3 separate regions of the Mus musculus genome follow, and regions 1 and 2 are each linked to region 3. The links are chromatin loops, found by intact Hi-C in ENCODE. Cell type or tissue: heart. All regions are shown on one strand. Region 1 overlaps Gm34992 (a long non-coding RNA gene). Region 2 overlaps Gm34992 (a long non-coding RNA gene). Region 3 overlaps Gm28722 (a long non-coding RNA gene).

Region 1 (8,000 bases), 72 kb before region 3:
CAACCAGAATGTGAAAGACAGTGTTTTGTTGTTGGTGGTGGTGGTGGTTTTTTTTTTTTTTTTTTTTTTTTTTTGGTTTTTCAAGACAGGGTTTCTCTGTGTAGCCCTGGCTGTCCTGGAACTCACTCTGTAGACCAGGCTGGCCTTGAACTCAGAAATCTGCCTGCCTCTGCCTCCCAAGTGCTGGGATTAAAGGCGTGCACCACCATGCCCGGCTCAGAATGTGAGAGAGTGGGGGACAGGTTGGGGGAGGAGGGGACATGGGACACTGGAAATGGGGGGCTGGGGTCCCAATACCTCTTCAAGGACTCTTCCCCAGTGGCCTAACTTCTTCCCAGTAGGACATACTTTAAAGTCTCTATCATTTCTCAACAAAGTCAGACTGGGGGCCACGTCTTTAAATGCGGCCTTTTGCAGCTGCTTATCCAAACCATAGCAATTTTGGAACATGAGCTGTGGGTGGCAAGAGGCAGCAGAGACTTAAGAGTAAAGCCAATGCTGGTATGGAGCACCAGTGTGGAGCACCAGGGAGCATCAGGGACTCCTAGCCTCTGCTTTCCTGAACTTTTATCTCATTTATTTGCCCTTTGATATCAGAGGAAATAGGGGCTGAGGCCACACCACAAATGACACTATGCAATTGTTTTCCTGTTGAAAATATTTTCATGCTATAGTGATGAGCGGGAGAAAGGTCTAAAGGGGACAAGGCAGACGGCAGGGTGAGACTCTGTGTCCCCAAAAGCCAGAGTACAGGCCAGAATCACAGCAGTCACACCCAGAGGGAAGGTCTGCCCAGTATTTCTCCTTCCGAGGCTTTGTCCACATCTTCTCAGCGACCCCAGGAGTTCCCTTTCTTTCCTATTCATCGACACACATCAGGCCTGAGCACGAAGCCTGACTGTAGCCTGTGAGGGTGACTGACTTTCCTGTTGTTCCAGACAGTTTGTCCTAGTCCCGTCTCTCTTGTGCCAGACCTGCACTTACCTGAGTCCTATTCCCTGACTGGCTTCCTGCCCTGCTTCCCTTCCTCTGAGCTTGGGCGTTTGCATCTGACCTCTTGGGGAGGTCAGTGGCTGGAACCTGCACGGCTCTCTTCCAGGGCTGCTGCTGAAGTCAGGATGGCCTGTTTAGATTTAATTTGAGCTTGAGGAACACCTGAGTCACACTTGCCCTGGAAGTCTCTCCCGGCACCTGAGAGTCTGACTTACCTGGTGACTTAGTCAGGGTTTGTGTTCCTGCACAAACATCAGGACCAAGAAGCAAGGTGGGGAGGAAAGGGTTTATTCAGCTTACACTTCCACACTGCTGTTCATCACCAAAGGAAGTCAGGATAGGAACTCACATGGCAGGAACCTGGAGGCAGGAGCTGACACAGAGGCCACGGAGGGGTGCTGCTTACTGGCTTGCTTCCCCTGGCTTGCTCAGCTTGCTTTCTTATAGAACCCAGGACTACCAACCCAGGGATGGCACCACCCACAATGGGCCCTCCCTCATCCATCACTAATTGAGAAAATGCCTTACAGCTGAATCTCATGGAGGCATTTCCTCAATTGAGGGTCCCTTCTCTGCGATAACCCCAGCTTGTGTCAAGTTGACACACAAAACCAGCCAGTACAGTTACTTTCTGAATGAAATGCAAGGAGGTATTCTGGGATCAAGAGACTGGGGAGGATGGGAGAGTGGAACAGAGGGAAATGGCAGGGAGAAACACAGATGTGGAATGTGAGCTTGGGTGTTATGCAGGTGGTTCATTACCCAAAGCAGTTTTGAGATTTGACATTTGGAGATGCTAGGTCTCTGGGACCTGATCTTCTTCAGGCCCTACAAGAGAGGCTCCTTTCTCTGTGATAACTCTAGCGTGTGTCAAGTTGACACACAAAACCAGCCAGTACATCTGGGTAGCCTGGATTCCTGTAGGCTGACTCTGTGGGCCCTGTGCTCACTCAGTAAGAATACATACCTGTGCTGGATACTGCTCCCAGTCACGGACTTCCCAAGGGTGGACTTCACTGCAGGGTCACCACACCTCTTCTCATCCCTGCTTTAGAAGAACCATCACACTGTAGTGCCAGCCCGCCATTGTGGAGCAGAACAGTCTTCCAGTGAGTGTATGTTTCCTCCCCAAGGCAGTCTACCCCCCAGCTCAGCATAGATAGGCCTGGCTCTGGGCCCAGCAGCAGACACATGCTTATTACAAATGTACAGGGCTCCAAGTAGGCACAAGTCTGCGGCGGTTGTTGATTGGCCAGAAGTTCACAGTATCCAATCAGGAGCAGAGGCTCTCCACATTGGTCTTCTACAGAGCTGCCAGGACAGGTTTTCTTTCCTCTCATAGACTTTCCTCAGTGGTAGGATGCTCGCACAGAGATGTGCAGAATGAGAGGCTGGGTGTGGAAGAAGACAACTAGCTCACATTGTGCCTGACCTCTGAGGGCTGCAGAATGCCACAGACGTGGAGAGGAAGGACTTAAGAAACAGTGTTTGCTAAAGGCCAGCTCTGGTACCACAAGCCATGCATATTGTGCTGGGGCACTGGATGGATGGAAATGCAGCTGGACAGCCATCCCTGGATCCCACCCTGCAGCGGAGAAGGATGCAGCAACCAGAAGTGCAGATAATAGGGAACTAATACTGGTGAGGTGACACCTGTCACCACCCCCGAAATCAGTCTGGCAAGGGGACTTCCAAGTGCATGTCTTACCCTTAAAACATGCTGAGACCAACCGGCGTGTGAAATGCAGGTCCAGTCCAGGCACATGGAAGCAAGCAAGACCTGGAAATTGTGTGTTTGGGCCACATAAATGTCCCTGGTAGTAGGCACACACAATCCATGGCTGTGAGCCTCAGATAGGTGGCTTTATTCCATCTGGAAGGGACAGTGAGGAACTAGCAGGAAAGAGAAGTCAACACTGGAGACAGGGGAGCACCAGGGTTTGTCACAGCTGCTTCTCAGGGCTGACCACCTGGCATGGCTGGGAATGGCTTGCCTTGGTCACTTCTCACAACTCAATGGCTGTTGACCTAGCCCCCTACAATGGGCTGCAGCAGAGGCTCTGAAACATCTCTACACCTCCCCCTACTTGGTGTTGGGAGTGGACCAGGCTTGAACTGGGAAACATGTCAGACATTGAATGTTTCAGGGGTAGGGAGATGACACAGACTCTTTCTTGGGTGAACAGTCTGTTACGCCTCCTAAGAGTAAGAGGACAGCCACATCACACAGGGTCACATAACTCATTGGGGAAGCAAACAGAAAAAATGGGCCACCAGAAGGAATTGGTGTACTCCTTCTGCTTCTGCTTCTGTGAGGTGCTTGAGGGGACGACAATACTGTCGTGGTGTCTAAGATGTAGATGAAGGTGGTGGCTAGGTGGTAGACTCGGGATCCATTTTGAGTGCATTTCGGGACATGCTGAGCACATCTGCAAGGTCCTCGGTCTCTAGGACTGAACTAATCCTGGGAGGGGCAGCTTCTGCCCTACAAGACCCTCAAGATAGCAATGCATCCAAAAATAGAAAATAAAAGCATGAACGACACACAGCGTGACCCAAGGTAGAAGGAGGGCTTTTGCAGGGATAGGGTAGAAGGAGCACTCAGAAGTCAGAGGGCGAGGGATCAATAGAAGTGTGTATTCCCTGGTTCTCATCCCAGTCACTGTCACTTGGCTGAATGACACTGCTTTTATAAGGCAAATGCCACCGTCAGGGCCCATGACTATGCCGAACAACTGAGGGTGAATTCAGAGAAATATTTCTCTAGAAGACAAAATAAAATATGTGTTTGTGTGTGTACACCTGTGTGTTATATGTATATATGTATATGATATGTATACATATTTATGATATACTGTCAATGCCTAAGCAAATGACAATAGCAACCAGGCCTGGGGAGGACTTGCTGACAGAAACTTAGGAAAGAAACAGCCTTGCTATTTGTCTGTTTTCAGTTGTCTGCCCCAGCCTCAGTTACATGGAATTAAACTTGAAGTCTGCTGGAGCTGACAATACGTGAGTCAGGATGTCACTTTCACCGTGTCAGCAAGACAACTCACCCCGAGACACCCATCCCCAGAGTCGCATCGTCTTACGGGCCACATCCCGTAGAAGGAGGATGTGTGTTGGGGGTGGTGCCCCTGGTCTGGAAACCAGAGAAAGAATTGGAAAGGTCAACTCCAGGGAGGTCCTGCAATCTCCATGGTGACATCTCAAGTGACACAGAGGTCACGGAAGGTTGCACTTAAGAGCCACCAAGCAGGGCTGCCAAAGTCTCTGGGAGAAGGTCAAAGGAGGTAATGGAGCAGGAAAATCAGCCGGGGCACAGTCTGGGAGGAGCCAGCAGCCAAGCGTGCGCAGAGGCTCCAGCCTCTCCCTTCTTTTCCATGGGAATCATCTGTGTTTGGGAATCTATGTTTCCTTGTGACTTCTTAGCTGGCTACCCAGACCCTTAACCCTGAATGTAGGCGTGGCCCTTTGGAAGTGGCCCCATTGCTCCCAGTTGGTGGCCTCCCCATTCTCTTCTGTGGCATCCACAGTAGCCACACCTTCTGCTGTGTTTGAAAGGAAAGGGGCCACAGTGACTGGGGCAGCAGGTGCCTTGCACATACCACCAGTGAGTAGATAATTGAGCCCTCAGGCTACTGTGTAAGCTCTGTTTATTATTTCTTCTGTCTGGTTTGTCTCCCCCGGAGGTTTTTGGCTTGAGGTGGGACCTTTAAGAGGTGGAGCCTAGTGCAAGGGAGTGAGGTCATGGAAACATTGCGCGGAAAAGAGTACCTCAGGTCTCATGAGACTTAACTAGTTCCCATCCCCAGGCTCCCGATGGAGAGGAGCAGACATGAGCGCCATGCTCTTGAGATTGCATAGTCATTTTTAGTTAACATTCTTTTCATTGATGAATTGACTGATTGATTATATGTGCACATGCACACATTCCCAGAGATGTGTGTGCAGATGCAGATATAGGTTATGGGGACTGAACTCAGGTGGTCAGGCTTGGCAGCAAGCACTTTAATAGCTAAACTATATCAATGATCCTATTTTTTAAAAAAAGATCTATTATTTTCATGCGTGTGGGGGGGTGTATTATGTGGTGTGTATGTGTGTGCATATGCGAGTATGTGTGTGTGTGTGTGTGTGTGTGTGTGTGTGTGTGTGTGTGCGCGCGCGCGCTGGTGACCATTGTTATGCATTATAATGAGGAGGTGCCTAGCAGGCCCATGCCAAGGTATCTTCCTGAGAAACCATGCTATGTGCAGCAGATCTGGTATAAAGAGGGTTTCTTTGGTGGAAGGGAGAGGAGTGAGGGCCTGGAAAAGAGGCAGAGGTGGACAGATGGGGAGTAGAGCCATGAGGGGGGGCGGGGAGAGACAGAGACAGAGAGACAGAGAGAGATACAGAGACAGAGACAGAGACAGAGAGAGACAGAGACCTCCTGCCTGGAACGTGTGGGAATACAGAGAGCTAGCTGGGGTGGTGAGCTATCATTTTCTATGGTGCCCATACCTGTCAGTGGCAGGTAGTGGCAGCAGATGATGATGTAAGCCATTGCTAGGTCCCTGGGAGGAGCCTAGTGGAATCACCTGTAAGCCAACACCCATGAAGGTTAAAATGGGGCTTTAGATCTCTTAAAGCTGGCGTTACAAGTGTGTGTGAGCCTCCAAATATAGTTCCATAACCTCTTGGAACAGCAGCCCTCGTGGTGAATATTTCACATGCAAACTACCCATGTGGACTGTCATAAACTCCCAAGAAACTGAGGTGGGTCGTGTCATGTCAGGTCCATGAGTCTCATCTCTATCCCATCCCCCAACCCTCCGTGTCTAGGTTGCACTCTGTCACACTCCTGAAGTGCAGCTGACATTTCAAGTGACCTCTTTCCCTTCCCTAGGATGGACCAGGACCTCTGGAGATCAGAACCCTCAGGCTAAAGGAAGAGGAAGGACAGGACCAGAGAGGGACGCACCCAGGCATCTACACACTGCTCTGGTCCCCCAGGGTGGGGTAGGAACAGCCCGAGTTTAACATCCTCCCCGGAGCAGGACCCAGACTGACAATTTTGTTTTCTTGATTCTTGACTACCCTGAGGTCCATGTGATAGACAGATCAAGCCTCAGGGAGGATAAGAGATGGGGTTAGGGCTCTGAGGGTAGATTTCAGCCACTAGGTTCTTAAAGTCAGATCTGCCCAAAAGGTAGGTTTTGTTGGGAGCTACAATGGCTCGGCCTTCTGCACACATTTCCAAAGCCTTTGTCCAGTCAGCATCTCCCTGAGGGTCAGAGCTCAGGGTGAGCCATGGCTTCATCTTCTCCGAGCACCTCCTCCTGTCTGCTCTGCACTTTGGTCTGTCTGCATTTAGGCCTGCTGGTTCCAACCACAAGATAGAATATTTGTTGCTTTTTATTGAGACTGGATCTCACTATGTAGTCTTGGCTGGCCCAGAGCTTGCTGTGTAGACCAGGCTGGCCCAGAGCTTGCTGTGTAGACCAGGCTGGTCTCAAACTCAGACCTTTGCTTGCCTCTACCTCCCGAGTGCTGGCATTGAAGTTGTATGTCACCACCTCCAGCTTAAAAAAAAACGTAGGTTTTTAAAGAGCCTCGCTGAGAGAATGGGGTTTTATCCATACTGGAAAATGCCCACCGGGAAAGAAGAGAAACCAAATGCAGCCCCCAGAGCACAGGAATTCAACTCTGCAGACTTGTAGGCCAGCTGGAGACCATGGGGACAGGTTTCTGACAGACAGACAGACAGACAGACAGACTGAGTAGCACCCACGTATCAGGCAGAATATCTGTCTGCCCTCCCTCTCCCTCAATCCCTTTTGTTCTCTCTCTGGCTGGGCTTTCCTCCTTGTGAGGTCCTAAGAGTTTAAACTGGAGAAGCAAGAGAGCCAGTTTCTTTCTTTTTTTCTTTTTCTTTTTTTTTCTTTTTTTTTTTTTTTTTTTTTTTTTGCATAGATGACACAAGTCAAGCACACACAATCCCAAGTCCGTAATTAGCTGTTCCCTAGGGCCTCCAGCCACGTTCCTGGGAACAAAGTTCCATCCTCTCTTGCTAGCCCTCAAACCAAGCTGGGCACTTCTAAAGACCTCACATTGCAGCTTCCCTAAGCTATCCCCTCTGTGCTGAAAGGAAAGCAGAGAAGGACCACCTCAAGGTCCCATTCAGCATAATAGCAGGCGAGCCTAAAGGCAGGCCAGATCTAGGGTACACCCAGCTTGCTGGTTCCACATGGCTCAGCCTGCCCATTTGCTCAGAATCAGGGTCTAGCATCTCTAGTCCCAGTGACCACTCACTCAGTCCCTGTCCCTGGAGGCAGCCAGAGACAGTGTGCACACACACATGAGCATCTCTGAGCTCCCCAAATATTTACACAGACAAGTGACAGTGGGCTTTGGCCTGCGAAGAGTAGTTCGTGGACCCCTGTTCTAATTTGTGAAACACGAATCAAGAAGGTGCCTAGCATGAAGGAATGTTGAGAAAATGTAAAATGCCCCAGGGCTTAGCACAAAATCTGGCAGACAGAAGTGTGATAAATGGTTGCCGTTAATAAGGTGTGTCCGAAGGCTGGGCCAGCTGCTCCCGATGGGTTCTGTGCTGATGTGCTTTCAGAACCGGGACCTTCCTTCATCCATCCAGGCCACTGCATAAGACGGGGAGGGGCCTGGATGAGCGTTGGATCACCAAAGTCAGATTCATTTTAAAAAGTCCCCGAATGACTTCCATATGCCTAACCATTCTGGGGGCAGAGGGAAACGGAGGAAAACCCACAGGTTCCATTAATGGCTCCTTGAACTCCCTAGATTGTTGTCTGTTCTCATCTTTACAACTCTGCCTCTCATTGGTTTCTCGTCTCACCTACTTCATCTCTCTTCATAAAGCTGCCAGGTAGCTCTGTCTGCTATTCAAGCCCAATAGGGTTCCATGTCATGTTGATGTCTCTTCCCATGACCAAATACCTGAGGAGAAGAAGCATTTCTTTCATAGTTTCATCCTGCTGGGG
Region 2 (8,000 bases), 84 kb before region 3:
CTTCAAATAAAATTAGCATATGCAATTAGAGACTAAGATTCAGATATGCAGCAGAGTGAGAAGATGAAGTCAGCCTGGAGATATTTGTAGGTAGCATATCCACAGAAATGGTTCCCCTGAGGGGACCTTGACCTTCAGTGTGTGGAATGGGATACTAAGTCCAGGTAGTTAGTGCCAAAGCTGAAGAACTCTGCCCTTCCCTTGGATGGGGGGAAATCTACCAGGTAGGTGATAGCCTCAGAGCTGAGTGGGGAGGTAGGAAAGCCAGTTGGTGTCAGCAAAGATTGCAGACCCAAGCCCTGGAATGCTAGTAAAACTGTAGGTTCAAACTGTAGACCAGATCACATGGGCTAGATTCCTCATTTACGGAGAGCCTTAGTAAGACTTGACACCGTTAGAATCTGAGAACTCTTGGACATCTTAAAGCTCCGTGCCAGGTGTAAGCAAGCAGAGACTGGGAGGGAAACCTCTTCCCACCCCACCCCACCCCAGACATCCCCCTGCGCTTCCTGCTGGTATTCCTTGTCAATGTTTGCACTACGGTCTGGCCCATGCCATCCATTCAGTACCGAGCTATGCTTTCTTCATCATGGTCATAGACTCGTCTAGAATGGAGAGCCACGTGTTTCCTTAAGCATCCTTTCTCCCCGAGGATTGCTTACAATATTTCCAGTTTGTCGTTGTTATTAATTACACATTGTGCTGAAAAGCTTTGTCTCTGGAGCTCTTACGGGGTTTGTTTGTAATACCTCGGGCTTCCCAGAAGTTAGCTAACTCAGCCTGTCTGCACAGATGGCTGCAGAGCGCCCGATGAAGAGCCGACCGCTGGTTGCCTAAGAGACCGTGTTCCTATACCTTCTCTGGCGGTGCTGTTTATTTTTTTAAACTTTGTTAACTTGATAGGTCAAAATGGTATGTAATTATTTTAATTTTATTTATCCCATCCCCAATGTTGCAGGAAATCTGCCCAAGTGTCTGTTTACTAATTGAGTTTCCTTTGTGAATTCCTGGCTCATGACCCACAGCCCTTCGGGTTGGAAGAACATGCCATTTTGCTGTGCAATGAACTCCCTAACAAAGTATTTGGAAAAAAAATTGCTATGAAACCATGTTATTTTTTAATGGCATCAGCACTTAAAATGATTATCTGGACAAAATATGAGCACTTTTTTCCCCTTAATCATTTATTTTATTTTTTGAATGTAGAAGGATTATCCGGATGCTGGGGTTTTGTTTTCTTACGGAGATAGATAATTTAAAAAGTCCTTCTTTAAGCCATCTAGGCATATTTTGATGTGTGGTATGAAGTCATCTAAACAAATTATTTTCCTAAATGTCATTGTTCCAAAATTATCTACAAAAGAAATTTCCCCTTCCTGTCCCCATGTCCTGGGATAGTGGCTCTAGAAGTCCTCCAAAGACGATGGATGTCACCCATGGGCAGGCCTGTGCCTCACAGCTCAGCAGGGCGCTCAGACTTCCTGGAGTTTGAGAACAGCTACTAGAAACACTCAGGGAGAGCTGGGGGGATAGCTCAGTGGTGAGAGCAGTTACTGCACAGGCCTGAGAACCCTGGAACCCAAGTAAAAGCTGGTGTGGCCACACACACACATATGTGACCACAGGACTGTGAGGGGCAGGGGGTTATTGGCTGCCATCTTGGCTCTAGTTTCAGTGAGAGAGACCCTATCTCACGGAGTAAGGAAGAGAACAGAAAGGATACCCATTGTTCTCTTCAGACCTCCATGTGTACTTGGGCTCAGAAACACCTATGTACACATACACAAATCTATGTACACATACCAAAACATACATACATTTATATGTACATGCATATACACACATATGTACACATATATGCATACACACATGCAAGTATGCATGCACAAGAAAAATATGCAAGAGCTGACCTAGGCATGTGCTTGTGGTCCCATCTACTCTGGAAGACTATGGTGCGGAAGACACGAGCTCAGGAGTTCAAGGCTAGCCTGTGCAACCTGGTTCGATCCCCATCCCCAAAACAAAACAAAGCAAACAAAAGACAAAGCAAAACCAGAAACAACCAACTGCAGAAAGGAGGTAAGGCTTCAAGTGGCAGATAAAAGCAGAGCAGTCTTGGCAGGACTGGTATAAGTGGTCTCTCCCAAGCCTGCAGAGACCAATGCCCGGTCTCCATCACTTCCGATGGCTCCTGTGCACCAGGAGCCTCTTCTCTCTAAGATGACCACAAAGCTTTGGGTCGTCTGAGTTGATCACATCAGCACCTTCCTGTCTACACAGGTACCAGGTGTCTCAAACCATTAGTTGGTCTCATGGTCCCTCACTTGGGAATCTCCAGAACTTCCTGAGGTAGCCCTCACCCCCTCTTCTACCTGGCAATACCTGTTTCTTGATAATTGGCTATGGAAGTCCCTCATCAGGAAGCTTGGGACTTCCCTCCTGGATTAAGTATCTGTCCAGCAACCTAATGATCAAGTATACATGATCATATGTATATAATATCATATGTGTACATCATCATGACTTCCCCCTCTATAGATGGCACCTCTTTATAAACAGGATGTTTTACTCCCTATAGCCCCAACTGTAGAATTTTCAGGAATGATACAGAGTATATGAATAAACGCGGAAAAGAAAACGGTTTGAACCACGTCTTGCAGTCTTCAACAACCCATGCCCTCCTGATAAGCATAAAAGTTGTGCGGCCCATTAGTTCCACCCCAGGCTGAGCTCCGGGGTCTTCACTGCACTCTTCTGCAGACACCACCAGACTCCTCTACTACCCAAGACACTTTTCTCAAACTTGGATCCTAGAGACTATGTCATGACATAAGCTATAAATTGCTTTGTTGTCCAGCCGTTGAACACAGACTATTTGTGCAAATACCCTGTTCTTCCAAGCCCTCAGAACCTCTAGGGCCTTTGAAACACCAAGACTCTGACAGCTCCTGGGCTGGTAGCAGACGCTAGACAAAGATGCTTGGGCAGAAGCTCAGGAACCACCTCCAGAAACGCATGGACTCCCCGGCATTTGGAGGAGCCTTGGAGGGAGCCTTAGGGCGCTGTAACTCATCTCCCCTAGCCTGGGTGAGCTGGGAGTCACCGTCACCATGGAAAAGAGGATGAGAATGGACCCTGTGCCTCCCGTGTATGCAGAAGGCAGAGGCAGGCACAGCCATCTCTGGAGGAACCAGCCTTTGGAAAGAGCTCACAGGCCTACGATTTGGGACAGGTACAAGGATCCTTCTGTACTGTTGTCCTTAGCAGAAAGGTGACACAGGAAGCCTGCACTTGTCCAGTAAAGCTTGGGGGTGGGAGCTCACTTGTCACAGGAGGAACATGAATTAGGATTGGAGATCTTGACTTTGGGGGTGCTGAGGAATGGGTAGGGGAGTCTGTGGGTCCAAGTGGAATGATGTATTGCATTCTTGGTCAGTGATGGACAGGCTGAAGGCCTGGCACAGAGCCCCCGGACTTCTCAAAGCGCATTTTTCTCACCAACATGGAGGGCAATAAAATAAGATCAGAAGTGGCCTCTAAGGCCCAGCACTTTCTTCCGTTTGTGGCAACAGAGGACACTTCTAAAAATATCTACCCATTTCACACGAGCCATGTAAAAATAAAAGTTTAAGAATGGCCATGCCAATGAACTGAGACATTCTTGGGAGGAAAAATCTCATGTGCCAAATATAAATTGAAAAAAGGAGAAGATACGATGAATGGCCCAAGTAGGGTCATGTGTCTCCAGGGTCTGAGGATGGCCATGTTGGCAGCTGCTACTTGTAGGCTCACCTCTTTTGTGCCCGTAGGTGTTTCTGGCTTTGCTTGCTTTGGGTTTTTGAGATGAGGGTCTCACTAGGTTGCCTGGGCTGGACTTGAACTCCTGGGCACAACTGATCCCTTCCCTCAGGCCTTTGGAGTAGCTGAGATCAGAAGCTCATGGCTCTCTCCAGGTCATCGTGGTCTCTCTCTCTCTCTCTCTCTCTCTCTCTCTCTCTCTCTCTCTCTCTCTGTGTGTGTGTGTGTGTGTGTGTGTGTGTGTGTGTGTGTGTGTGTGTGTGTGTGTGTGTGTGTGGTTATGGTTATATGTACCTGTGTGTGCCTGTGTTCATGTGCACAGAAACACAGACACTGAGGAGGACTGAGAATTGTTGGTGTCCTGCTTTGTACTCTCTTCCTTATTCCTTTGAGACAGGGTCTCTCACAAAACCTGGAACCAAGATGGCAGCCAGTATACCCCACTGCCCCTCTGCTGCTCACAGCTCTGGGGTCACATATGTATGTGCAGCCACACCTAGCTATTTACTTGGGTTCCAAGGTCCTCCTATTTGTGCAGCAAGTGCCCTCACCCATTGAGCTTCCCAGCTCCTCCTCTGTGTTTGTAATGCTGTTCTCAAACTCCAGGAAGCCTGAACATGCTGGTGAGCTGTGTCTTAGTGTGTGTGTGTGGCACAGGCCTGGCCAAGGGTGATGCTGTCGCCAGACATTGTCTTTGGACAATAAGCAGAATAAGGTTCAGAATGGCCACAGCCATCGCTATTGCTCTGAACACAGCAGGATTCTGCAGGGTGGGGGATCTGATTCTTTGTCAATGAATGCGCAGGAGCCCTGACAGCTACCTGCTGCTCTGTGCAAGCATGCATGCACGAGCCAGTGGCTAGCTAATACTCCCTTTTCCCTCGGCGCTTGATGTGAGTCCCTCCCAATGTCAAGGGCACTGGGGTCCCAGAGTAGCAGCCTCATTAGAAGCCTCTCTCTGCCAGCACCTCAATCAAGTATAGTCATTAATTTCCTTTCCAACGTTGAGCTCATGGCCCAGCCAACCTTGCCGCCCCATTCTCATCTACAAGGAATTTGATTAAGGACAGATTAGCTGGAGCTCTGCTTCCCTTCACAGCCCAAGGGGCAGAAAGGTCATAAGCTCTGCTGCACGGTACATCCTGTGGGCACTATAGGAAACTGCTGAAGGTGGAGCTCGGCACTCTCCCAGAGTCCTATTCAGGAAGTGATGTTGTCCTTACTGGTGCTCTGGCTGCAAATACCATGGAAACTCCATCATCTGAAAACACCGATGCCTTTGCAGAGTTCCACTCTTGGGCAGGGCACTCATCTTATCTTGCTTGGGAAATACACATCACTCCACAGAAAGGTCATGGGAATAAGAGATTGCTGAATTCCAAATATCAGAAAATAACAGACAGCATAGGCTGGAGGGCTCTTATCTAGACTGCTTAGGACCAGAGTGCTTTCAGGTTTTTAAAAATTGCATATAGATAGGAAGACAGCTTAGGGATGGGATCAGGTGAAAAAACAAGCCATTTATATTTCAATTTACCTGAAGCTACTTCAGTATGATATGTGTCTTCGATAGAGTTTTATTTCATGAAGAGGCACCATGACCACAGTAAGTCTTACAAAGAAAAACATTTAGTTGGTGCTGGTTTGCAGATTCAGAGATTTAGTCTGTTGATATCATGGTGGGAAGCATGGCAGCATGCAGGTAGACACCGTGCTGGAGAGGGAGCTGAGAGTTCTACATCTGGATAGGCAGGCGGCAGGAAAAGAGAATGACAATGGGCCTGGCTTGAGCATCTGAGACCTCCAAATCCGCCTCCTAGTGACACACTTCCTCCATCAAGGCCAGACCTAATAGTGACACTCCCTATAAGTCTATGGGGTCCATTTTCATTCAAACCTCTCTATTATGTAAATCTGCTCCTTAGCTTTGTCCCATCCCCCTAGGGTAGTTGCGGCAATTTCTACTCATGGAACATCATGACTGTGCTTAAAGCATTTCAGGGTTTTTTGTTGTTATTGTTGCTTAGATTAAGGATGTTCGATTGAATTCTGGATGATCTGAGGATCAGCCAATGACTCCTGGTTCCCTCTGAAGCTGAGGAAGCCTGGTACAAGTTTCACACATCACAAGGACCATTCTCAGAGCCAAGATGTACCAAGTGCTTCTTCCTCGGTTTCCTCTTAGTTGTGGGTCGTCTGATGAGTTAGATGCACGGCAGCCTGTTCCTTCTTAGATCCTCCAATAAGCATCTCTGTCCAAGCATGAAAATTCTGGCTTGGCTATATGGCTAGGGAACTCCAGCCTGGGAAGAGCAGGAGCTGTCCTGTTAGAACAGGCTTCTTCCAGCATTGGTTGCATACTTTTGAAAATATTGCTTCTTCCCTGTGAATCAAAATGAGGCACAGAGACCAAAGCAACCCAGCTTGTGGGCAGGAACTCAGAAAAACTGACCCTTGGTTGTCATTATCTTTACACATAATCTGTGTGTCCCCTCTGCCACTGTCCTGGCTGGGGTTTGATCCTTTGCCATCTATCCCTGATCCACACTCCTCTGCACTTGCCCAGCACCAAGATGGGCATCAACACAATGCACACTGAGCAAAGGATAGGATTTGAACTAATGTCTAATAGGAGTTGCCCATTGTCCTTGTGCCCTCCTCTCTCCCACTCTCAGTCTCCTTAGCTGTGTTGTCTTGTCTCAGCATGGAAGCAGCCACTGTGAAGGATAATTAAACAGGGAACCTGCTGAGAGTTAATCTGAAATAGATATTATTACCCTGTGCCCTAGAAAGAGGGGCATAGATACAGGGTAGTAAGTGGCACCCTTTACACATCTCACACCGAGTCTTTCTCCAGCATGCTTGCTGTAGACCTCAGCCTCTGCCCTGAGCATCCTGAGGTCTTGGGAATAAACTCATTCCTATTCTAGTCTCCATTGGCAGTGCCCATGATGACCCCGGCATGCACTCTGCTATTATCTCTCTGACCTTCTCTGGGTATCAGTTCCCTGGTTGCCACTCAGCTAGTCAATGCCGATACTCCATGGGCCATTCTTTGACTTCTGGATAATTCCCTGGGTGGCCTGAGGCCTCTCTGTCTGCTCAGCCTCAGGTAGAAGGCCTGTGCCATGTCCTTCCCGGCAGGGAACTCAGCTGCTCAATCTGTGGACCAGGTGGTGACTTAGTAGGTCACAGAGGGAGATGCTAGGAGTGTGATTGAGGTGTGTGGGGGTGGAGAGACAAAAGCTAGAGGAAGCCCAGAGAGAGCCTGAGGGCTTGAAAGGCACCTGGATTTTGGAGACAGAAAGGGAGGACTTCATGACTCTTCGTAGGGTGGTAGTGAGGCACAGCAGTCCATGACATCCACACAAGTGTAATCTGAGGCATAGCAGTGCCTCCCTGTCCTGAGATAACTGTAGGTGTCTGGTATCTCTCTGGCCATCACCTATGAGCTTATCTGGTTAGTAAGAAGCCCTTGTGGACATCTGGAACTGGGCCGCAGAAAGACTTTATGTATGCTAACATTCTAAAGTACAGTGTAACTTTTAATGGTTCTCTCCAGCAACCCTGTAAGTTGGTCTTATTTTCCCATTAAATCTAAGTTATATGTGAAGTCACCAGAGGAAAAGTTTGCTAAGAGCTCCACTCAAAGATGCAGGGCCACTGTCCTTGGTGGTCCCTGACACAACAGGGAATCTTGGGCAAATCTCACCCAAGCTGACTTCAAGATGAGGGTCAGGGGGAGATGAAGATGAAGGGAAGTAAGAAAGCCAGCAGCCATTACATACTTAAGACAACTGGCTGCTTAAGAAACCTGAAGCTAAGTTGACTAGACAGCTGCTTCCCAAAGTAACAGGTCACACTACAGTGGTCAGGACCCGGGCCTGACCTTTCAGTGACCCAGGCAAGCTAGGTAGGGAGGTGAAGACATTGCCTAGCTTTGTATTTGAAAAGAAAAGGCGGGGATGGGGGGAAGGTTTGTAGGCTAGAGTCCCACCACAGTCATGAATAGAGCTCTTTCCCTCATGTGGGCTGCTTGAGATCCTCCAAAGGCAAAACCCACCACTGGGTTGTGAGTTTTAAAGCGTTATTCAGCCTATTAACAAGTACACAAATCCTGGCCACTGTGTCTGTGATGAACAAGTTGTGGTCAAACAGGGGAGTGATACGTCTGTAGGGAGTAGAACACAGCCCAGTGTTTG
Region 3 (8,000 bases):
CAACATCATCTGTGTAAGAGCCAGATGGAGTCCTGGGTTTCTCTGGCCAGCCAGCACAGCTACGACAGTGAGAGAATGAGGAAGTGGGTGATAGATCAGGATAGATCAGGATAGATTAGGATAGACAGCCTCCTGTGGCCTCTGTCTGTGCAACGGGCACAATATGCACACTTGCTTGCACTCACACAACACACACACTACCCAACGTTTTATCACAGTTCTGTATATTGAACCCAGAGCACTCTAAATGTCAAATAACATTTAGTTTAATAAATTGATACGACCATATACTAGAATATAAGGGAGGACATCTAAAACTATATTCTGATGGATTTAAGTGATACCATTAATTTAAAACACATGTTAAGCTGTGCCACGTGCCTTGAAAATCTGTTTAAAGCAAACATTCATAAGTATTTATAAAATATAGTATCAGTACCATACCACAGCAACAGGCTGCTAAGTGAGTCGGCTATCCTGGAGAAGAAAATCATGTGACTTACAGAAGCCTATTGGGTTCACTCTAGTTTAAATGCTAATGGGGAAACAAGGAAGAAAGCAGCAAGTTCTTAAGATGGACACTGAGAGCACTCAGTGATAAAGCAAAAACTAAGATTAATATTTAGCTATCACAAGAAGAATAAAGACCACAGGGAGGCGGTGGTCCTGCTGTCTGACATGATTCCAAGAGTGTTAAGGGACAAGAAAGCTGGGCCACCTGACTTGAGCCTTTTTACGGTCTGAACTTGAAGCTTGATGAGGTCACCCACAGTAGGCCCTTTTCTTTCTTCCAGAACCCTCTAAGACTGCTTTTATAAAAAACCAAACTGGGTCCCCTCTATTGTCTTAGCGCCCTCATGGGGTCTCAGGGTGGAGACATGGAACGTGAGGACTTCCTGGCCCTCTGTAATTCCCTCTCCAGACACTTAGTGTCTCAATGACATGAGACAGGCTTCAAGGTGATGTATTTTATAAAGCCAAGTATATGTTTTGTAGAGCATGGTACATACAGTGGGAGGGGGTACCTCAGCAAGCCCATGCTGAGGCATCCCCCGCCCCACCGAGGTACCAGCCATATGAGGTTGAAGTTCTAGTATAGAGTAGAATTTATTAGGGGGCATGGGAAGGGGACTTGAGAAAGGAGGAGAGGCAGAGAAAGAGAAGAGAAGAGAGGAGGGTGGCTAGAAGAGAGAGAGAGAGAGAGAAGGGAAGGGGGAAGGGGTTCAGAGAAGGAGATGGGGTTCAGAGAGAGAAAAGGGACAAAGACTGAGAGAGAAAGAGAGAGAGAGAGAGAGAGAGAGAGAGAGAGAGAGAGAATGAGAGAGAGAGACCCAACAGTCCCTTTTATAGCAAGCCAAGCCTACCTGGCTGTTGCCAGGTGACTATTGGGTAGAGCATAGAAAGAATGCCAACACAGAGTTCATAATCTTAGAGCAGGGGTAGCAAGCAGGAGCTCACTGTCTGCATGACTCCAGCCAGTGGCTGTGTACTGTTCCCATTCCACAGAGAAAGCTGCATTTAAACATGGCTAGAATGTGCAGGCCCAGCCCAGAAGCTCAGAATGGGCAGTGACACCTGGTCTCAAGAGAGGCAGAGACCTTGGGAGGGAGCTGGGCTGTCCCTGTCCACTTCAGACTCTTCCCCATTCTTCCTGCTCCTGCTCCTGCTCTGTCAAGGGCAGATTGGAGCCACAAGAGGCTGGCAAAGGAAAGATGCTGTTTGCATTGGGACAGGACCTTCCCAGCTTGGCCTGCCTCTGATCCTCTTCCCTCCTAGTGACCTCTTTGAAAAGCCCTGGCCCTTTCCAAGGTCTGGGAAAAATAGGCAAGGAGTGCGCACAGGGCCACCTCCTTTTGGGAGGCTTTTCCTCCCTTTCATGTGGTAAAGGATCCAGCTTGGGGGCCCCATTGTGTAAACGCTTTAATTGCCTCTCTAATACAAACCAGAGCAGAAGCATCCATCCAAGAATGCTTGTTTGGATTCGTTACCAGTTTCAAAGGGGAACCGGGATCCCTCTCTTATCTGCTTTTGGATCAGCTGAAGGCTGCACTTGTTTAAAGAGGGTTTAGCGGAAGACACAGCGAATTAGCACTGTTCCCACCCTGGGCCTTGGAAGGCCGTTTGCTCTAAAGATCACTGCTGCTCGACTCTTAATGGGTGAGGAAATACAGACTTCTGGGAATGGCTCCTGGTCTGCAGCTGGTGGCCTGGAGGAGGTTGAGAAGAAGGGTCTTCCCACACTCCCTCTACCACCCAAAATGGGAGAGAAAAAAATGGAGCAAGGGAAACAGACCATCTGCTCCACCCAAGATGGACCCGGTGCAGAGAATGTGTTGTGGGACTGGTAATCTTTATGCTGGAACCGTGGACAAAGCTAAGCTTGATCAGGTACCACCGCCATCTGAACACACACCACAGAAAGCCCATCTCTTGCACTGTGACAAGCAGAGTTTGAAGTTTCCCCCTTTAAACCAAGAAATGTGTGTCTAATCCATAGTTTTCAAGTGTGCCTGAGACTACTTATCTTGAGGAAGAATCACAAGTGCCTGGAAGTAGCCAAGACTCCTTGGATAGTCTCACTCCAAACAAGACTACTCAAAGAACACATTCAGCTGTCGAGGTAGCTGTGGACTGAGCCTTGAGGCTACTATGGGTGAATGGTATCTCTGGCCAGGATCCTAGCCCTGCTTTTTTGTAACCCCACTGAGCCACTGATTTGGGGGCATCTTCAGTGTTTGCTTCCCTAAAGATGTAGTGGGAACGCTGTTGGTATCAGGATCTCCGAAACCTATGACATCACATAGGCGACAGCTTGACCCGCATACCTGTTGCCAAGGCAATAGTCACCATAGTCCCAGAAACCACTTGACTCACCTCCCACCTTTACCTGTGGCTATGTCACCATCCATATATAAAGGAAGGCCCCTCTGATCTCTCTCTCTCTCTCTCTCTCTCCTCTCTCTCTCTCCCCTCCTCCTCCTCCTCCTCCTCCTCCTCTTACTCTTCTCCCTCCTCCCCCTTCTCTTTCTGCTGCCACTTTGCCCTCTTCTCTCTCAATAAACCTCACGTGGAACTGTTTGGCCTGGTGTGGTCTTTCTGGAGCCACACAATGATCACAACAAATACCACAAACAGAAAGCCCTTGACCTTGAAAGCTTTCTGCCCTCCCCATCCTTTTCTACCAGTCTGATGGGCACTGCTCTTAAAGCAGGGAAAGCAAATTCAGAGGGCTAGAAAACAAAAGGCTTTCTTGGAATCTGGACCAACTGAGATATCCTTTCTACCATAGGAATTCCTGGGGACAATTATTGCAGGTAGAGGAATACCCACCACTTTATTGGATGAGATGTTCCAGGGACATCTCCTTAAGAAAAAGTTTGTCTAAAAATTCTCTCTCCTGTTCGGAGGGTTTGGTGTCTGTAACAAGATGTGCTAAGCACACATTTTGGCATGGAAATGGATCTCACACTCCAGAAAACCAATACTAAGCCAGAAACCCTACAGTTGGTTCCCGCTTTTGTCTGACCCGGTTCTTAAAACAACCTAAGAGTGTCTCTCCAGGACCAGGAATCAGAACTCCCAGTGTGCTCTGCCCTTGCTCTGTCCTCTGTTCGGAAGACTCAGAGCGGTGAAGTCTTGGCTGATGGCAACTCAGCTCCATTCCCATCTCTGCGTGAGAGCTACAGTTATCTGCTGGCTCAGTCCCTCAGTTGGATGCTCCATAAAAATTCCGAGCTTGCCATTTCCTCCGAGATGAATGCCAATCGCCTCTTTGTTTGTCTACTGATGTAAAACATAAGATAGCTCTTAACTGAGGATTTCCGTAACTTAAAAACGTTTACGGAGATTTTAGTTTTAAAATGGATGTTCAATGCATTAGAACATTAAAATAAGGTTTCTCCAACCCTAACCCTAACTGTAGATCTATCCCTGACAGCAAGCCAAGCCCACACTTTCCCTTGAACTTGGACTCTGGGCAGGGAACGCAGAACCTATCTATGCACAGTCCACTGACAATTTTACAAAGCATCATGGACTGTCTGTAGTCTGGCATGTCACCCTATGAAAATATGTCTCTAAACGAAAAACTAATGGTTTTGTTTTATTTTTATAGTGAATGGGTTGTAGAAAGCCAGGAGGAAATTCTGCCTTCCAGACTGCTTATTTTACTTGGGAAGGGAAAATGCCTCGCTAATGGTGTCCTTGAAGGCGACCTGAGCCAAGGAGAAGGAGCATTGCCAAGTTTAATGGGGTAAAAATTCCTAAGAGCAATAACAGCAAATTATTTTTGGGAGTAATGCCCACTACCACCATAATTATTTATTAAGACTGGGAAGTCACCATCTTCAATTCACAATGACAGAGAAAACAGAGTGAAATGATCAGCACATGGTAGGCTGGGCAGCAAAGCACCCCTCCCAGACAGCAACAGTCACCAGTGCTTAGCGGCAGACCGTTTAACCTCAAAAGATGAAGACGTCAAAACCAACAGCATCTAAGTTCAGGGGCCTATAGCAGTGCATCAGTGCATTATCTATGAAGAATGATTTTCAAAAACTGCGGAAAGTAAATTAAAAGGTCCGCATTCTCGAGGCAGTCATGTTGAGGGGAGAAAATATGTATAGCTGTGCAGAAGGATTCGCCAAAAGGGTTTTTATGAACTTGGCAAAAAAATAAATAATTTTGAAAAGTATCCAGAACAATTGGCTTGAACTTCTAAAAGACAATCTGAGACACAAGTGTACCACAGACGACCGTTGTGGTCTTGTCTCGCAGTTATTAAAATGTGTTTTAAGAGTGACGTTCATGGGTTTGTTAGATTGTTGGATAGGCGTCTGAGGGACACGTCGAATATAGGGCACAGTGTGGAAGAGAAGGAGATTGCACACAGCACAGACAGCCCCATGTGCAACGTGACATGCCCAGAGCCACATTTAATAACAGGAAATATAATTAGACAAAGTGGGTTTAATCACATGGTTGATTTAATGCCATATAACAAGCCAAACTGTCATCATTTCAGTGTATGATTGACCAAAAAAAAAAAAAAATCACTGATGAGAGTTTTGGGTTTTGCATTCTGATTTTTGTTTTTGGTGTATGGAAGGCTTTGACCTCTGAACTATCTTCTTTCAGGTGTTCAGTGATAACGGTGACTAGGGGAAATTATAACTTCTGTGGTAGTCTGAATGAAAAAGGACCCCATAGGTTCATAGGGAGTGGCACTTCTAGAAGGTGTGGCCTTGTTGGAGGAAGTATGTCACTGTGGGTGAGCTTTGAGGCCTCAGAAGCTCAAGCCAGACCCCAGTGTCACTCTCTCTTCCTGCTCTCTGCAGATCCAAATATAGAACTCTCAGCTACCTCTCCAGTACCATGTCTGCCTGTGTGCCACTGTGCTTCCTGCCACAACGACAGTGGACTAATGGAGTAAACCTCTGAACTGTAAGCCAGCCCCCATTTAAATGCAGTGATTACAGTGTCTCTTTATAGCAACTAAAATCCTAAGAGAACCTTATATTATACATCACAGGCTGGTGAATTTTATGTGTTTTTACATCATTAAGAAGAAAAGTGTGCAAGGAGATTAGGTGAATGGTATGATGTCCCCATAATCATTTGAAGATTCTAGAAGCCAATCACAATGAATCAAAATCACATTGCAAGTCATTAGATGCACTAAGGTCTAGACAAAATAGATTATAAGTAAAACCCAAGTCAGAAAAGCCAATTGTCAAGAAGACTGGGTGGCCCTGAGCATCCGGAGGCCTGAGACGTCAGATGTTATGAGCTGGGCTGCCTGTATACTGGGCAAGTCCTAGGAAGGTGGTTTGACATCCATGGCCCAGGGCTCAAAAAACATAGACTGTCTCAAGAGTGATTCAGACAGCTGCCTGCATCAGGCAGCCCTGGTGGGGTGAGGCAGCATACAGAAGTTTCCAGGCAATGATCCATTTTGGAAGTCCAGAAGGGTGTTGACCAATGTTGGAGAATTTGTCCAGAGTGACCAGAGCCCTGCCAAGGAAACTCCACCCAGAACTGGAGCTGTGCCCTGGGAAGGAGGCCACAGGGAGTCAGGCTGTCCTAAGACCTACCAAGGTCTTGGGGGAGGTGCCAATCCTGGAAGAAGGGATGTTCTCAGGACCTCAGACACTCAGTCCAGACAGAGAACAAGGTGAGGTGGATGCCTGAGGAAACAGAAACTGAAACAGGGAATTGCCACAGGCCACCCCATGTGCCACCAGATTGCCTCAGGGAAGTCCTAACTCACTCTGCCTCTAGTTAGACTGGGGACACGGTTTAGAGGAGTAATGGAGGTTAAATTAGGCCATGTGGTAAGCTCAACTGGAATTGTAAGACTCTGGGGAGCCTTAGCTTACTGGAGACTCCCTGAGTGAACCACATGAAGACAGGATCGATGCAAAAAACAAGAGGAATTTATTGTTCCAGTGCACTGGGGTCGTCCCAGACCCGAAGGAGAGGCGGCGACCCCAAGCACCAGCTCAGTTTTTATATGGTTTCTAAGGGCAGAACAGAGAACAACTAGGCACAATATGATTGGTGGAACAGTGCACCCTTTAAACTGATTGGTCTTTAGGGAATGAGGTGACAAGGACTTTCCTTGTCTGAAGGTGAGCAATGGTCAGTCCTGTGGAATGTGTCCCCACCCACAGGTCAGGTCGGTCCCAGCCCTTTGGTCTGAGAAATGCTAATTAGCCTTCCCCTTCTGGAGGGGCGAGTGTTTCATGACCTTCCCAAAGTTCCTGAGCTGACGACCTTTTCAGAAGCAGAAATTGGGACACAAATTCACATCATAATATGTTATGAAGACACAAGCATGGCAGCCACCGACATGCCCAGGAGACAGGAGAATCAGCACCTGATCTCTGTCATCCAACCTCTGAACCCTTGAGAATATGCATGATTAGTGTTTAAACTGCTTCATCTGTGGTGCTCTGTTGTGGCTTCCCTAACACACCCTAACACTGGAGCAGAAACAGATTACCACACCTTGGGGATCACCCCCAAGAATGCAGGAAAAGACTCAGCAGGAGCATAGCACCATGGCACAAAGCCCTGTGAACTTCTTGGGCAAGAGTATCCTCATTTGAAGATCAAGAATCAGTGCTAATCCCTGCCTCGAAAGCCTGCAGCCAGTACCATACAGGGACAATGTGGAGTATGGCAGATCAAAGCTAGGGTGCTCAGCTGAATTCAAATTTTAAATAAGCAATCATTTTTAAGTACAGTTCCCAAATATTGCAGCAAACATACTTCTTTTGAAGAATTATGAAGGGGCCTGTGTTAAAATAAGCAGACATTCCGATTGTAAGAAAATCATCTGCATTATCAGCTTTAACTAAAAGTTATAGATGAACTTTTCTCCTTGGTAGGAGGGCTTCCGGGTCAGCAAGACACATAGGTAGCATGAGTTTGATCACCTGAATTTAGTCCCTGGAAGCCACATGATAGAAAGATGGAACTGTCTCCTATGGAATGTCCTTTGCCCCCTAGATGTACACTGTGGCTCATGTATACCTGCCCTTGAGCATGTGTGTGCTTGCACGCACACACATACACACACACACACACACACACACACACAATAATAACAACAGCAATAATAACAATAACCACAACAGAACAAAGTCAATTATAACAGGGATTAAAGAAAACTTTCAAAATACCTAAAAGAGGAAGAGAGTATGGTTCAACCCGTACTGCTTGTGGTGCTTTGAATGAGGATGTACCCCATATGGTCCTGTATTTGAACACCCGATCCTTAGCTGGCAGTGCTGTCTGGGGAGGTTTAGGAAGTAGGTCTTTGTTGAAGAAAGTATGTCACCAGAGGTGGATTTGAGAGCTAAACAACTCTGGACACTTCCAATTCACTGCTTCTTGCTTAAGGCTCATGATGTGAGCTCCCAGCTTCCTGCTCTTGCTGCTGTGTTTGCCTCTTGCTGCTATGCTCCCCACCATGTTGGACTCAGCCCCATGGAAGT

Evidence for each region. A loop is a pair of places that touch in the nucleus more often than their neighbours do. Peaks named below come from ENCODE experiments on the same cell type or tissue, not always from the same donor. Only the 100,000 strongest peaks of a DNase experiment are listed, where the experiment ranks them.
Region 1: a loop joins it to region 3, with 2.0 times the contacts of the local background. A loop is called at or near these places in 5 of 42 quality-filtered maps.
Region 2: a loop joins it to region 3, with 2.2 times the contacts of the local background. A loop is called at or near these places in 4 of 42 quality-filtered maps.

Annotation. Positions count from the first base shown.
Region 1 is chr1:90,419,992-90,427,991 of GRCm38, forward strand. All of the region lies in intron 3 of Gm34992 (a long non-coding RNA gene), which reads left to right. Among named protein-coding and RNA genes, the nearest start is that of Gm28722, 80 kb to the right of the region's middle. In heart, no CTCF peak of the experiment used is centred here; a DNase peak (open chromatin) is centred at 4,260; H3K27ac peaks cover 2,340 bases.
Region 2 is chr1:90,407,995-90,415,994 of GRCm38, forward strand. All of the region lies in intron 3 of Gm34992 (a long non-coding RNA gene), which reads left to right. Among named protein-coding and RNA genes, the nearest start is that of Gm34992, 74 kb to the left of the region's middle. In heart, no CTCF peak of the experiment used is centred here; a DNase peak (open chromatin) is centred at 4,797; H3K27ac peaks cover 3,549 bases.
Region 3 is chr1:90,491,742-90,499,741 of GRCm38, forward strand. All of the region lies in intron 1 of Gm28722 (a long non-coding RNA gene), which reads right to left. Among named protein-coding and RNA genes, the nearest start is that of Gm28722, 8.2 kb to the right of the region's middle. In heart, CTCF peaks have their summits at 3,528 and 5,955; DNase peaks (open chromatin) are centred at 1,920, 3,600 and 6,030.